Linked DNA regions of Mus musculus: region 2 is linked to region 1. The links are chromatin loops, found by intact Hi-C in ENCODE. Cell type or tissue: heart. All regions are shown on one strand.

Region 1 (8,000 bases):
CATCTGTGAGTGGACTGAAGAAACCCCAGCTGGGCAAGCAGGACTTCTCAGAGGATTGGCTAGCCCTCAACTCTCAAGAGGTGGGAGACCAGACCAACATCCCCTTTCCTCACACACCAGCTCCCTCTCTCCTTATTTGTTTGCAATGACTGTCCTGGGTACACATTTTGCAAGACAATGCTGTCTCCTACCTTGGATGTTAGGGATTTCTTTTTTTTTTAACCTTCAAAGAATATCCTTTATTCTGCGAAGTTCCTAGGGGTTCATTTGGTTACAAACCATGTACTAGCAAATAACACTTGCTGGAGGCATGCTTTCTACCCTGTGGAGGCTCCCACTGAGGAGCCTGGCCACAGCCCCTGCTCTATGCTAAGCACTCCCCACTCTTCATCTTATTCCTGTCACCAAGACAAGAATAGGAAGTGGTGTGGCCTGAGCCTGACAGCATAAACTCTGGAGAACCTGCAAGAACTCAGCCCTGTCACTACTGAATTTTTGGCTGACGGCTGGACAGACCCCAGTGACTTTCCCTGAGAAGTCAAAACACTCTTCTCCTGTAGTGACAGAACTCGCTGCAGACATGTTCCCACCCGCACAACTCTATTGATTTAACCTGTTTCCTATAGCATGCTTTCAAGCTCTGTGTGTGTGAGTGTGTGTGTGTGTGTATGTGTATGGCAAAACCTATTTTTTTTTAACTTTCTCTCACTATATATTAGGTTTCATCTTATGTCTAGAAAAGGGCTTCCTACATCAGCTATGTATAAAAATATTTTTTCTTCCCAGGCAGGTATGACGGCACATGCCTTTAGCCCCAGCAGTCAGGAGGCAGAGGCAGGTGGGGATCTCTGTGATTTCAAGGTCAGCTTGGTTTACATAGTGAGTTCCAGCCCAGCCAGAGGTACATAGTGAGACTCAAATAATTAATAATAATAATAGTGTTGTTGTTGTTCTTTCTTTTTCTTTTTCCCTCTAGCCCTAGGTGTTTTGTTTTGTTTTGTTTTTGAAACTGAGATAGAAGTCTCACAGGTAGGTATCTGTCTCAAAGCACAATTAACTAATCCACCTCGGAGAGGGACACATTTCTAAACAGCTGAAAGAAGCTAAAAGGACGGCTCCCAGACATTAGCAGTGAACGCCCTGTGTGGGCAGGGTCTCAGGGTGCCCCTCAGATGCCATGCTCCAGGACCAGACCTAGGAGATCCCATCCTTGAGTTGGGGTCCTGAGTGAGGAAGAGGGAGTCATATCCGGTGTGGCCTGCGGCCCTGTGGCCTGTGGCACAGAGAATCCCCAAGGACCTGAGCCTTGAGGAGTCGTGGCCAGCCCCCAGGCTCAGGCTGAGGGCGGCTCTTTCCCAGCCTGGCCTGTGGGCTGATGTCGTCTAATGCTGTGGTCAGGCCGCGTGGCTGGGCTCCCCAGGCGGGCAGGGCCGCATAATGGACGGGTCAGACCCACTCGCTGACGGCTCCATTAAATGTGGTCGATGGTTTTTTTTTCTCTCTCTCTCTTTCTATTTTTTTTTCTTTCTCTTTTCTGTTCTGTTTCCCGGTGTTTTAAGCTGAGTGTCTCTGGGCAGGTGTTCAAAGCTGCGGAGCTAATCTCAGAGGCAGGGCTGGGGGCAGGTTCGGCTGCATTAAATGGCTAAATCTAGCGCTGGATGGGCGGGGCTCACTCGAGGAAAGAATAGCATCACTGTGGTCTTGGACGTGACTATAGAAGCCTGGCTGCTCTCCCTGTCCTTCAGGTCGCTGGAGGAAGTTGCCAGGCAGCAGTAGGGATGCTGGGGAGGGGTTCTGGTAAAGATGGGAAACACGAGGTGTGCCTTTGTCTTGTGACCTTTAGGAAAATGTGCATCCTCTCTGTGCATTGAATCAATCAATCTTTCTTTCTTTCCTTCCTTCCTTCCTTCCCTCCCTCCCTCCCTCCCTCCCTCCCTCCCTCCCTCCCTCCCTCCCTCCCTCCTTCCTTCCTTCCTTCCTTCCTTCCTTCCTTCCTTCCTTCTTCCTCTTTTTGCTCCTCCTTTTCTAAAGTCACTTCCTTGTGTGGAATTGGAGTGCTTTAGGGAGCTGGTCCGTCTCTATAATAAAGGAAACCCTGATGTGTCTTTTTGGAGGTATGTGATGGTTTCTGTGGCCTTAGGAGAGAATGTAGGTCAATCTACAGGGTGTAAGAGGTGGAATTGAGGAGCAGATAACAAAGGGGGGCATAGCAGCCTGCTAAACCTGGGCTTATGGATAGGCAGGGAGTGGGAGGGAGGAGAAAGTCAGGTTTCCTTGAGTGAGATCAAGGATCCGCCTCTGATCTGTCTGAGACCCCTTCATTTCTGCGGTTAGACCCCCTGGGAAAGTAGGCTCTGCTGTGTGAGTAGGTGGGCAGAGGGGTTGAGGGGAGACAGAAAGGTCAGGGACACTAGCAGTCACCTGTGGCAGGGCGTGCGGTAGTCATCTGGGCACGGCTCTGTCACCTGTCCCAGCCCAGAGCCTGCCTTGGAGGTTTGCTAGAAGCCAAGGTCAGTCTCTGCTGAAGTAAACAAGGGTCAGGGTCAAGGTCAAGGCAGGCCTGAGGGCAGATCAAGCACCCAGGACTGCGAAAGCCCTCGCAGGCAGAGTCCAAGCCTTTGATGGGGCTGCTGAGGCCCAGAGAATCTCACGCCAGTGGAGCTGAGACCGGTTAGGTCCCCCAGACTGAGAGCCCCTGGGCTCCATGCCAGGTCTGCTCACGGCCCCCAGGGTTCATTCCCTCACTCATTGCCCACTGGGCTGCTGCAGCGGACTCAGCCCCGTGTGATGGGGACTCTTGCCCTGTCCTCTGCCGCGCCCATTACTATCCACTACTGGCTTCACCCCACAGACATTTGTTGTCTCAACGTTCTGAGAGTCACAGGTTTTCCTGGGCTAAAATCAAAATGTGGGTTGAGTGGTGTTCTTCCTAGAGGTGTGTCTGTGTGTCTGTGTGTCTGTGTGTCTGTGTGTCTGTGTGTCTGTGTGTCTGTCTATCTGTGTTCATTCCTTTCCCAGCTTCTCTAAGTCATTGTTCTCCTAGACTCATGACCTGAGCCCTCCGCGCCTCGAGCATCTTACTTCCTGATGCCTGCATCTGACTTCCTACCTTCCTTTTCCTCAGGAGCTCAGTGTGTCCCAGGGGATAACGGGTCATTCCTGCCTCATTTCGGTAGAGTTAACTGAGAGGTACCAACCAATTAAGCATTTCATAATAGTGGTACAAATAAATATGCAAATATATGAAAATTGAATGTACCAGAATATGCAAATCACTTGCGCACATCTTTTCCAAAGTTAAAAGACGGGCCACCTTGGAGATTGTTATTCTGTGTAGCGAGGTGTTGGTCAGTCTGTTCTGAAACCATCCGGGACACAGAAGACCTGCCTAAGCCTCATTCAGAGACAGGTTCAAAGACCGCAGGTCTTCCAGCTATGAGCCGCTTGCCACAGTAGGAGAATCTGCTGCTCCTCCGGGCTCTTCCAGCCTTTCCTCCTTGGTACATCAGAGATCATGGTTCCATACAGCTTGCTATGAGCATTCAGGTTCCCGTGAGCAGGATGTGGACTGCAGCATCAGCATCAGCATCAGAGCCTCTGTTACTAGCCTGGCCTGACGAATCTAGCACAGCGCCCCCTGGCTGTGGGGGCTGGTGGTGCCAGGTGCAGACGCCTTTCTCCTATGGCGTCTTTGTAAGGACTCTGGGTCTGGATCACCTTGGCCTAGATTATCTCTGTGTCAGTTCTCAAGGGACTATAGGGCTTGTCCTTAAAGGGGCATGACCTCGATCTTCTGACTTTCTGGCCTTTCTCTGCCTGGCTAAAAGACACAGGTCAGTCCTCTAACCAGACCAAAGACTCACGGCAATGAGCATTTGCAAGTAAAGCTGTTTGGGAAAAAAGTTACACTGTGGGACATAAGGTCACACAGAAAAAGGGTATACTGTGTGACACCTGCAGATTCCATGGTGAGTGGTTTTTTTTTCCTTTAATCTTTAAAATTTTTTTTGTTTTCTTTTGGGGAGGGAGGTTGCAAAGCAGAAGGCAGACATGGGGGGAGATGAGTGGGATTGCGGTGCATGATGTAAAATTCATAAAGAATCAATAAAATGTTAAACAAATAAAAAAAAGTAGAGTGACTTACATGAAAGTGATAATCAGTGCCTGATAAATGGTTTTAGCCACTGAAGAATAAGAATGGTTACTGGCTGGTCCTCTGTCTGGCACTCAGCTTTCTTCAACAACACAGACTGATCCGCTTAGGGGTGGTGCCACCCAGAGTGGCGTGGCCCCTCCCACATCAGTCACCAGTCAATGTAATTACTCTCTCACAGAGAGGCCACAGGCCAGTCTGATCAAAGCAATTCTTCAGTTGAAGTTTCTTCTTCCCAGATGACTCTAGGCTGTGTCAAGTTGACTGTAAAACCTCACCAGGACAGATATGTTTCCTCAATATATACAGAACTATCTATGTTCTTTATTATACTGGATGAGCTCAAATTCTTTTCAATTCATCTAAAAGATCAAATTTCATTAAGGTACAACTTTAGGCATTGTCAGATTATCCATTTAAAAGTATTTTAACGGCTATGGTATCTGTAGTGATGGCTCCCTCTCCCTTGACCTCTCACTCACCCTCAGGAAGCTCAGTGAAGCTGTCCCGCATGCCATACACTAGCCAGCCTTTATACCTGCCTCCTTGGGTGCTATCTGGGAGTTGGAATAGCAGACCCCCCCCCCCCAAGATCCTGGGAAGATCATGGTGCTCTGATTTTTTTTCCACTAACACCTGGACTGCAGAACACCCTGCACAGTGTCTCCATTCCCTGGGAACCACTGTGTCTCCTCACTGCTTCTGACTCTTCTCAGCTGCTGCATCTGTCACCCATGCCACACGCCAGCACTCAGACCATCCAGGAAGCTTTACAGATGCTCGGGGTGGGGGTGGGATACAGTGGGAACTTTTAGAAAGCTTTCCACGGGGCCTGGAGAGAGGGCTCAGGGGTGAGGAGTCCTTGCTGCTCCACAGAGGACCTCAGCTTGGTTCCCAGCATCCATTTCTGTAACTTACTGCCTGTAAGTTCAGCTTCAGTGGATCTGACACTCTTCTGGCCCTGGACTCGGCAAGGCCTCTTAATCCCTAGGAGCTCCTGTTTCCCATTTATAACAGGAGGGGAGGCAATGCTGAAGTGTCAAACAGGCACGTCAAAGCAAGGCCCGGGAATGTCTTGGTTAATATTTTGTTAACTTGACAAAAAGGCCAAAGTTATCAGAGAAGAGGGAAAATCAACTGAGAACATGTTTCAGTGAGACTTCCCATAGGCAAGTCTGGGGGCGGGGCATTGTCTTGACTAAAGGTTGACCCGGGAGGGACAGCCCATCCCTCCGTGGCACTGCCACCCTCAGGCTGCTGGCCTTGCCGTGTATAAGAAAGCAGACTGAAAATGCAAGGGGAGCAAGCCAGTGAGCAGCGTGAAGCGTCCTCCACGGCTTCTGCTTCAGTTCTTGCCTCCGGGTTCTTGCCCCAAGCTCCCTCCATGACGTAAGCTGTAGGCTGATAAATCCTTTCCTCTCCAAGTTGCTTCTGAGCATGCTCTTTATCACAACACCAGAAAGCAAACTCAGACCTTGGAAGAGCGTTTGTTTACTACCCACTCAGGAATTGATAGACGTACATGTATGTTTTTTTAAATGATTCTTTTTATTTTTCAATTTTATTTAATCTTTTTTTTTTTTTTTACACTCCAGATTTTATCCCTGTCTCCGTACACCCTCTGACTGTTCCACATCCCATACCTCCTCCCACATGCATGATTTAATCTGAAGTAATCATGGTAATTATTTCGATGCCTCGTTAGCGCAGTAGGTAGCTTGTTGCTCTCTTAAGTATAGTGATTGTTACTATTTGAGTGTGAAATGTCCCCTACAGACCCATGTGTCTACATACTTGGTCCTTGGTGAGGCAGCTGCCTTGGAATGTAGACATCCCACTGTTTGGAATGCCTTGGCACACAGCACCTACCTGACAGCTGTACTCTGTCTGTCTGTCTGTTTGTCTGTCTATGCATATTATAGAGACATATCTCTTTGGACTTCCCTGGGCTAAAACAATCATAATGTGTGTAGGGCTATACTCCTCTTGGAAGCTATAGGGAAGAATGTTTCCTTGTGTTGTTGAACTTCTAGAAGCTTCTTATAACCATTGGCTCGTGACCCATCTTCCTTTTTTAAAGCCAGCTGTGTAGTATCTTAAGCTGTCTGTCTGTCTGTCTGTCTGTCTGTCATATCTTCCTTTTCTACCAAGAAGACCTGCAACTACTCTGGACCTAGCCAGGTGATCCAGGGTGCCCCCACATCTCAGGGTCACCTGATGGCTGGCCTTAGTCCCTCTCCCTGCTCCTCCCCCACAGCCATCACCCTTTCCCTGCTCCTAGGTTCTGGGGATTAGGTCATGTGCCTCTTTGGAGGTGACAATGGCTTCCTTCTGTCTATCACACTAGGACATCAAAGCCACCGAGGCCTACCCATTCCCATTGCTCAAAACAAAAACAAACAACAACAACAACAACAAACCCCTGACTCTGTGAGTGTTTTACACTCATTCCCCTTATTTTCTTTTTCTTGAGAGGTTTGGGGGTTTCGAGATGGGGTTTCTCTGTGTAGCCCTGGATGTCCTGGAACTGTCTGTGTAGACCAGGCTGGCTTTGAGCTCAGAGATCTACCTGCCTCTGCCTCCAGAGTGCTGAGATTAAAGGCGTGAGCCACTTGCTACACTGGTTTTTTAAACTGTAACTGCACTCTTGTCTCCCAAACGCCATTAACAGGTGGGGTGAAGAGGTGAGGGCCCAGCTGGAGGAAGAAGCATGGCCACTCTTTGTCACGAATGTCTGTCCCACACCCGGGTGGCTTAGGCCCTGTCACAAAGGGAGCACAAGAGCAACGCATCCGCCCACTGTTCTATTTCCCACTACGAGATCTTCTTGCAGAATAGTTTAATATTCACAAGAAATTGCAGAAACATATAATATAGTGTAGACACCCGGCTTTTGCAAGCACTTTGAGGGGTGGGTCTAGTCCTAAGTCAAAACACATGTAGACCGAATGGCCATCACAAGATAAAGACCTTAATCTCAGCGAGCAGAGTGACAAGAGAAGACTGGCCCTTGGAGACCCCACAGTGGAGAAGATGGCTCAGAGCCAGGAGTGAGGCCCCGGGGGAGGTGAAGGGAGAGCGAAGGTACTGGAGGTTCGGACACACTGGGAGGTGGCCGTGTCCACAGGTGGCAGGGTGAAGGTCACCTTGGCGCGGATTCTCCAGTGTACCTGAACAGGTAGGCAACAGGGACCAACAAGGACCTTAACTCTCTCAGATTAATCCTGCTAAGTCGCAGCGATATTGATATGCTATTATTTTCCATCTTTATTCCTCCCCCGGCGAGGAGTGAACGACTCCCCCCAGGCCATTCATAATTGAAAACTGCTTTTAAGGCCTTTACGAGTTGAATACTAAATTTCTCGAGGTGCCTGCTTTATTGGGTCTCCAGTCACCGATGATACATTTGCTCCCTAATGTTCTTTAAGGAAAGGGGCTCCATCAGGGGTGATGGATAGGGTGTTCTGAGTCAATGCTCATTAGTCATCCAGTGGCTGCCCCACTGGGGACCAGCTCTCTGCAGTACAGAGCAAGGCCTGTTAGCGGACATTTGCCTTAGATGACAGCTTAGGATTCATTCAGGGTCTCGGGAGATTTCTTTTTATTCTTTGCTTGCGAATGTGTGTATGGCATCGATGCATGATTGCTTGGGTGGGGGTGCACATGTGTGCACAGGTACATGAAAGCCATGACATCATGGAGTCGTTCTTGATTGCTCACCACCTTATTGTATATTGTGGAAGAGTCTCTCACGTGGACTCAGGGCTTGCCGATATGGCTGGTCTTGCTAGTTTGCTCAGGGCATCCCTTGTCTCTGTACCCCACATGCTGGGATTTACAGGTGGGG
Region 2 (8,000 bases), 68 kb before region 1:
CTAAAGATTTTCTTTTCAATTATGTATATTTGTGCCTGGGTAGGTACATGTGGGTGCAGGTTCTGTTGAAGGCCAAAAAGGGGCGACAGATCCCCTAGATTTGGAGTGACAGGCGGTTGTGACAAACCTGGCTTGGGATCCCGGCTGGGAATAGAACTCAGTTCCTCCAGTGAGCTAGCTCTCCATCCCTGACAGTGTGGTGGAGTGCCTAGGGCAGAGCAGCGTACTTTCTTGCTCAAGGAGCATTCAGAGGCCTCCTCTCAGTGCTTTGGAGCTTTCTGGCCACGGGCAGCTGTGGGACTGTTCTCGAAGAGCCTCTGTGGGTGCGGGGAGGGGGCAGTTAGAGTGCACTCCGTGAGGGGGTCCAGGGAGAGTCACAACAGGGTGGGAGGATCCAGTGGGCGGGCAGTGTGCTGTATCAGTAGGCTTCTGTCCCACGAAGCCTGCAAATTGGAGCCAGGAGCCTGCAGATGGCGCTGCTGAGCGCCCAGCTAAGAACAGCGGAGCAGAGGTAGAGGTCTCTGGGGACCTTGGCACTGCTGCTTCAGAGGATCATGGCTTCCCAGTCAGCGTGTCCCACCTCAACTTCCTGGGTAGCTCCTCGGTTCTGAGCTTGGCGACTGAGGTGGAGGGTAGGCGAGGAAGTCACCATGGCGTGCAGACTGAGGAACAGAAATGATTTACATCTGCAAAATGAAAGAGCCCAGCTTTTCGTGTGTTCTTGGGGACTTGGGAGAACGCTCATCTTGCCCCAACCCTGCCAGCTGTAAATCAAGGTTCGCTGCTGGCTCAGCATCTGTGTGGACTCAGAACCCAGTAGCGCATCTTCCTGGCACAGGACATACATGGGCGCTGTCAGCAAACAGGAACCAGCTAATAAATGTCTCCAGAGGTGGACTGAGGGGCGGGGCTATGTGAAAATTCTCCCCCCCCCCCCACATCAGGTCCAAATTCAAGGTCAAGTTCTCAGTTGTAGGTAATGAATTGCTGGAAGCTTCCTCCTCCCCCTCCCCCTCCTCCTCCCCCTTCCCTTCCTCTTCCTCCTCCTCCTTTCTTCTTCTTCCTCCTCCTCTTCCTCCTCCTCCTCTTCCTCCCCCTCCTCCTCTTCCTCCTCCTCCTCCTCCCCCTTCCCCCTTCTTCTTCTTCTTCTTCTTCTTCTTCTTCTTATTATTATTATTATTATTATTATTATTAAAGTTTTTGAAACAGGGTTTTTCTATGTAGCCCAGACTGACCTAGAACTCTTTGTGTAGACCAGGATGGCCTCACACAAACTCACAGAGATCTGCCTCCTGAGTGCTGGGTTTAAAGGTGTGAGCCACCTCATCCAGCTTGAAGCTTCTTTTTGCCACATGATATATGTGGGAGAGACCTGGGGCCTGGATGGAGGCAAAGGAGAAGCAGGCCTAGAGACCCTGGGAAGGGGGTTGAGGATGGGATGATGGTCAGGAGAGCGAGCCTGGGAGAGTTTGGCAGAGCTCTTTGCGAGGGTTGAACCCAGCCGGACAGCCTGCGATTCTGGGATGGAGGGGCATTTTAGTTTGAGGACTGGGTGAGTCTATTCAGATGACTGGGAGCCAGAAAGGCAAACCATCTGGAGACCCATCCCAATGGGTGAGGGAGTCCCTGGCTTCCTTCCTTTCCCAGTGATAACAAGGAGGTTGTAGTTTATGGAGCTGGCTCTCGTCTTCATTCACCATGTTGGTTTTCGGGACTCATTCAGGGAGCTTGGCAGCAAGCTCCTTTATCTGGTGAGTCATTTTGCTGGCCCTGAGCTAGAGCCTCTATTCAGACTTACTCGGTCGTCTCAGTTTCTTTTTAGGGTTCCTCACCTGTTGGATAGTCTCCATGGAGTACATTTGTCACATGTGCACATAGGCCTCTACATTTTCCCCATCGGTGTGTGCAGGTGTGTGTGTGTGTGTGTGTGTGTGTGTGTGTGTGTGCAGCCTGTTGGCCAGCTATAACAAAGCTTAGATGACTTGGCCTCTTAAAACCCACAGACCTTGGGCAGAACAAGGATGGGACTGTGGGGTGACCAGGAGAGCTACCTACATCCCTAGGTCTTCAAATTTGGGTATTTGAATAGAATTCTTGCACCAGCCATGGGGGAAGATGGGATTATCATCATCTCTGTTTTGCTTAGGAGGAAACTGAGGCACAGATAACCTGTAAATGATTGTCTAGGCCAGGCCTGATCGCCTGCCCAGAGAACTACATTGACAGCTCTTGCTCCTTGGAAGTGGCTGTGGTGTCGAGGAAAGTGAGGCTCAGAATATCAGCAGAGATTGGCGTTCTGGCTCCTGTAGGAGTCCATTTATCTTCCTCCTGTCACCGGCTCCTGAGATAGCTATTTTTCTGCCTTCCGGAAATGTGTGGAAGGCTTAAGGGCCTGTTCCTCCTGCCAGCGAGCGCGGTTTGCAGAGAGGCAACAGCCAACTGCCACTTCGCAAAGATGGCTGCGTGGATCTCACTGGAGCTTAAACATGTATTGTGTTACCCTCTGCCTCTCCACGACTCACACCACTCTACAGTTGGCCTGTCATCGTGCCTCCTAAAGTTCACACTTAGCCACCCAGCCCAGTGACAAGCCAGCTTTCCTCAGCAACAAAGCTACTTCACAACATCACCTCCCCGCTGCTGCCCCTGGGGAATCTATGTTGTTTCCCTAAGGGGCAATGTCCTGATCCTCCAGGGTCTCAGCCCCCGTTCCCTGTCCACCACAACCTGGGTGAGTGGTTTTCATCTCTGCTCAGTAGTCTAGATTGACAAAGAGGAGAGGTATATCGACTACCACAATGGCTGTTTCTCTCCAAGCTACCAGGTCACAGTCCCTCTCTGGTCCCATATCCCTGGGCTCTGCACAGACTCTAGGCCATCCTGGGCTACATGAGAACCTTTCTCAAAACAAACCATCAAACAAACAAACAAACAAGAATCCCCAGAGTGGATAGTTTGTTTATTTTCCTTATGAACCCTCTGGCTCCTTTGAGGAATCCAGGAATCCCTAAGCAAGTCAAGACCTGTCTCAAATTGACCCCAATAGACACTTTTGGGGTTCCTGCTGCATTCCAGGTTATTCCTGAAACCCTGTCTCAGGAGGCACTCTGTGTGGCTTTTGTTCCCTCTGTACAAATTAAGAGCCTGAGGCACAGGGACAGAGTGCTCTGGGAACCAGCACCCATCGTTAAGGATGGCCCTTTTTCTTAAGTCAGTTCTTAAGTCCCTTCATGGGGGAACATAAATATTGCTCAGTGATTTATCAGGAACCCCACTCTCTTCTGTAACGTTCTTGTAGGATAAGGACACAGATTCTGGAGTCAAACCTTGAGTTTAAGTGTGGCTCTGTCATTTAGTACTCGAGTGGTCACCTTAGCCCTCTGAGCCTCAGTCTTTTCACCTGTAAAATGGGAGTAAAGACAGTCCCTACCTTGGAGGACAGACGCGCAGACGCGGAAGTAAGAAGATGATTTTATGAGATCGGATCTCTCCTTTCCCGTCTTTGCCTGGGTTCTAAGAATCACACTGAGCTCATCAGATGCTGCGGAGGACAGTGCGGGTGCTGCAAAGGACAGCGTAGGTGCTGCAAAGGACAGCATGGGTGCTGCAGAGGACAGCATGGGCCTGCTGCCGCACCTGCCTTGGGTTCTGCTTAGGAAGAGAAGAGATGCCAAGTTTCTAAGGTAGAAGCAGCCCAGATGGTTCTGAGGAGAGCCCTCCTTTACTAAGTCAGGAGACTTTTTTGAAGCAGCGTTTGCAGGCTTTTTTCTAATCCTACTTTATTTAGGGTTCTTAAGGTAGGGGAGAAAGAAGGGTAAGAGGAAAAGGGTGTGGTGGACTTGTTTGGAACTAGTTCCTTGGGGGCGATCCAAGTCTTCGTTGTCAGGATACCAGCAGTCCAGTTCAATAGCAAACACCAAACAGGAGTCAGTAGCAGCAGCTTGATCCAGCAGAAACGTCAAGGCTCCGCCGAATTGGCACACGTCAAGGGAAGCAGCCAGAGTCAGCCGGAAAATCACGAGAAGTTCTTTGGCGCATTTCCTTCTACAAAATGAAGACCAGTGAAGACCAGTAAAGCATTGCAAGGCCAGGGAAGACCAGTGAAGAAGTGAGACCGGCAAAGCATTGCACGGTGTAGCAATGCAAGAACGTCTTCTCACTGTCTGTGGGTCCCATTCATGTTCTTTCTAAACATCACACGCCCTTTCAAGTGTCTGTTTTCAGCAAAACATCACATGCCCTCTCACAAGACAGCATCCAGGAAAACATCACATGACACATCTGAGTTGTTAAAGAAACCAGAAATGTCCACCTCAGGGTCTCAGGTTGTCCAGGCTAGCCTCAAACTCACATGTAACTGATGATGGTCTTGAAGCCCAATCCTTCTCTCTCTGCCTTCTGAGTGCTGGGATCGCAGCTGCGCAGCGAGCCTTCACGCTGGGTTTGGATGATGCTGGGCATCACTCCTGGGCTACATGTCTCTCTAGCACTGCACTGACTGAAGACTTCTCCAGTTCACAGGGACAAGCTTGTTCAGTTCCAAAGAAGACTTTCAATCTGCCTGGCAAAGCAAACTAACAGACCTGAATGCCAGCAATGACAGTCACCCTCCTGATAAGGCAAGGGTTCATCCTCTGCCTTTATATCCGTGTGTCATTCTTCTTCATGGCTATATAGTATTCCATGGTGTGACCCTACCACATTTGGTTGCCCATTTATCTTTTGATCAATACCTGTATTGTTTCTGTCTTTGACACTTTGTGAATAAAACTGCTATGAATATTCACATACAGGTCTTTGTGTGGGCATATGCTTACCTTTCTCTTGGGTAAAATTTCCAGATTTTTAGTAAAAACATACTTAACTTTTGAAGAAAACGCCAACTTCTAGGCAGTGGTGGCACACACCTTTAGTCCCAGAACTCAGAAGAGGCAGGCAAATCTCTGAGTTTGAGAGATCTCTGAGCCTGGTCTAAAGAGCCAGTTCCAGGACAACTAGAGCTACACAGAGAAACCTTGTCCTGATAAAAAAAAACAAAAAACAAAAAAACAAAAGGAAATAAAGAAATAAAGAAAGAAAGAAAGAAAGAAAGAAAGGTGCCAACCTGTGTTGAAGGTATCTGTGCCAATTTTCTCTCATCAGTACCTCCCCAGCCCCATAACACTGGCTGTATGCCTCCTATCACGACCATGGTTAACACAAACAGGCGGGCTGTCTTTGTTTTCTGTTGCTGTCACAAGCCTGAGACTGGGGTTTTTTAAGAGCAGCTCGAGGTTCTGAGGCTGCGAAGCACAGAAGCGTGGCGCTGGCACCTGCTTGGCAGCTGGGGGCGGGGCTTTCCTTCGCACCAGGTACAGCAGAGGGCATCACGTGACAGGCCAGGGAGGACTCCACTGTACAACCAACCCGCTCAACAGCCCAGCAGTCCACAGACCTTCACCGCGCAACCACTTCCCAAGGTCCTTCCTCTAAATAATAGATATTTAGGAAATAATGCTTCTACTGCCCGAACTTCAGGGACATGCCCCAAACAGGCACTTCCTGTCCGTAAGCCTCTAGTCTCTCGGCTTTGTCCTCACTTCTCTGTGAGCGAGGACCAACCACACCTCAGTAGGCGAGGAGACCAGAACACAGACATGCCTGGTGAACACAGAGGGCTGAGTGTATAGGGGCACAGAGGAGCAGGAAGTGGGCCTAGAGAGGTCACTGGGCGTGTCCCGAGGCCTGAGGTTAGGAGGAGACCATAAGGGAAGGCTGGGCAATGTTCTCTGTGCAATAGTTAGGAGGACACACCCTTGAGATGATCACGATGTGGACAGACTAGCAATACCCATGGCTGACTGAGCTAGGATGCCAGAGTTCCCCACTGTCTCTGGGCTTGGGGAGGATCCCAGAACCAGTGTCCAAAAGCCCAGAGTTCCCTTCCTGTCAGGGATGCTTTTGCCTCGTGTTCTTGTTCTGCATCGTCAGCGATCGATCCTGATAAGAGTCCAGGAGGGGTGTGCTGTGTACCGACGGGCGGTACTGCTCAGTGTCAGGTGGCAGCCGCGTGGGCTGCAGCGTCTGTACTCAATCACCCTGCGCTGAGGGCTTCGCCCTGGTTCCCAATTACAATCCTTCAGGCGCGACACAAAATCATTGGACTGGTAAGAGGAGAGTACCTGGGTAATGCGTTTAACAAAAATTAACCGGGTTAAGGCCTGACTCCATTGAAACTGAGAAAGTGCGGATGAACTGATCGATTCCTCCTTGGTCCAATTTACCCCAGAGCCGGCTTTGGGTTTCACTTAAATGGGCCAACCCCCAAAACAGGGATGCTGGCTTTATCAAATTACCTCTTGGGTCATCGAGTCTGATTAAGGTGGAGTCTCTGTGTCATCCACAGGAGCTGGTGGACAGGGACAGGCCGCCTGCCGTAGTTCACAACTCTGCTGGGCTTGGGCTTCCTAGGTCCACACAGGCATCAACACAGACCTGGTGGGCAGGGTGAGGAGAAGGGTTAGTACATATCTACTCCTCTCCCTGGGGAGCTGAAGGTATGGATTTGATCAAATGCTCATTTATCCTTTGCCCACCGCTGTCCTCCCCGCCCCGCCCCCTCGGGCCTCTTGGCAGATAAATGATGTTATTTGAAGATATTCTGGAAATTTCTGACAGAGGCTGTGTCTTAAGTGCTTTTAGAGCAGGCCTATACTTCGTAATGCTTGTCATGTTCTGGCTAGTAGGCTCCTGGCCTCTAAAAGCCGGAACCTCACTCTGTTTCCTGCGTGCGAGGGCTAGGTCATTAGCTGTGAATTTCAAATGAAGCAGATTTACAATACAGATTGCAGAAATATGTCGAAGAGAGACAGCGGGTTCCCAAGGAATTCACGGAGTTGAAAAAGACAAGCGCCCAGAGACAGGTCAGCCTGGCTGGGGTACAGGGCTTTGTGTTCAGGGTCTCGAGAGTCGAATTGGGCAAACCCGTGTCTCCTTTCTGGTTCCCAAGAATCACTCCTTCTGAAGCCTGTAAAGGTGGTATAGGCCTGTAGTCCCAGTTACCTGGGAGGCTGAGGCAGGAGGATGACAAGTTCATGATCAGCCTGGTAAACTTAGTGAGCCCTTATGTCAAAATGGAAAGTGAAAAAGAGCTGAGGTACAGCTCACTAAAGTGCTTGCTTGGCACCGATCGTGGGGTCCACCTTCAGCTCTTTCTGGTTCCTTCTGTTCTGTCTCCCATGTGGAGCCCACCAGGCACGCTTTCTGGCTAATTCTGGCTAAGGGTGGGAGGGTGGGAGGGTGGGAAGTGGGGGAGATCTCAAGGGAACCAAATGAGGGGGAATCGGGGTGCAAGGCTATGGGGGCCTATTGCTTGATGACACAGCCTAGGTGTCACCATGACTTTGCCAGTGCCCTTCAGATCTGCTATCAGCTGACTTTAAGAAAGGGGAGTTCCCTTCTGTAAGGCGGGTGGGCCTCATTTGATAGGTTGAAGACTTCAAGAGCAAAACTCAGGTTTCCCAGAAAGGATGGGGTTCTGGCTCAGGCTGCAGCCTCAGCTCCTGCCTGGATTTCTAGCTTGCTGATGGGCACTTGTGATTTTACCACATCAGTCTTCACAGTCATGTGAGTCCATTCCTTAAAGTGACCTGTTTACTGTCTGCATGCTGGTTTATCTGCCTTTCTGTAAAGCCACCCATTCATTCCCATCTGCACATTTATCCCAACTACTCATTAATCCTATCCACTTACCTACCTATTAATTTATTCATCCACCTATCACCTACCCTTTCATCTATCCACCCATTTGCCAGCTCATCCATCCATCTATCCATCCATCCACCCATCCATCTATCCACCCAACCATCCATCCATCCATCTATCCATCCATCCACCCATCCATCTATCCACCCAACCATCCATCCATCCATCCATCTATCCATCCATCCACCCATCCATCTATCCACCCAACCATCCAGCTCATCCATCCATCTATCCATCCATCCACCCATCCATCTATC

What was found. Hi-C counts contacts between places; a loop is a spot of excess contacts. Peaks named below come from ENCODE experiments on the same cell type or tissue, not always from the same donor. Only the 100,000 strongest peaks of a DNase experiment are listed, where the experiment ranks them.
Region 2: it touches region 1 in a loop (2.1-fold over the local background); 2 of 42 quality-filtered maps call a loop at or near these places.

The regions. Positions count from the first base shown.
Region 1 is chr4:135,030,962-135,038,961 of GRCm38, forward strand. No RefSeq gene overlaps it. Among named protein-coding and RNA genes, the nearest start is that of Gm42327, 16 kb to the right of the region's middle. RefSeq lists a cis regulatory region at 6,807-7,806. In heart, a CTCF peak has its summit at 3,648; a DNase peak (open chromatin) is centred at 1,670; H3K27ac peaks cover 1,011 bases.
Region 2 is chr4:134,962,734-134,970,733 of GRCm38, forward strand. No RefSeq gene overlaps it. Among named protein-coding and RNA genes, the nearest start is that of Syf2, 36 kb to the left of the region's middle. In heart, a CTCF peak has its summit at 463 (motif pointing right); no DNase peak of the experiment used is centred here; H3K4me3 peaks cover 568 bases; H3K27ac peaks cover 1,078 bases; H3K27me3 peaks cover 3,940 bases.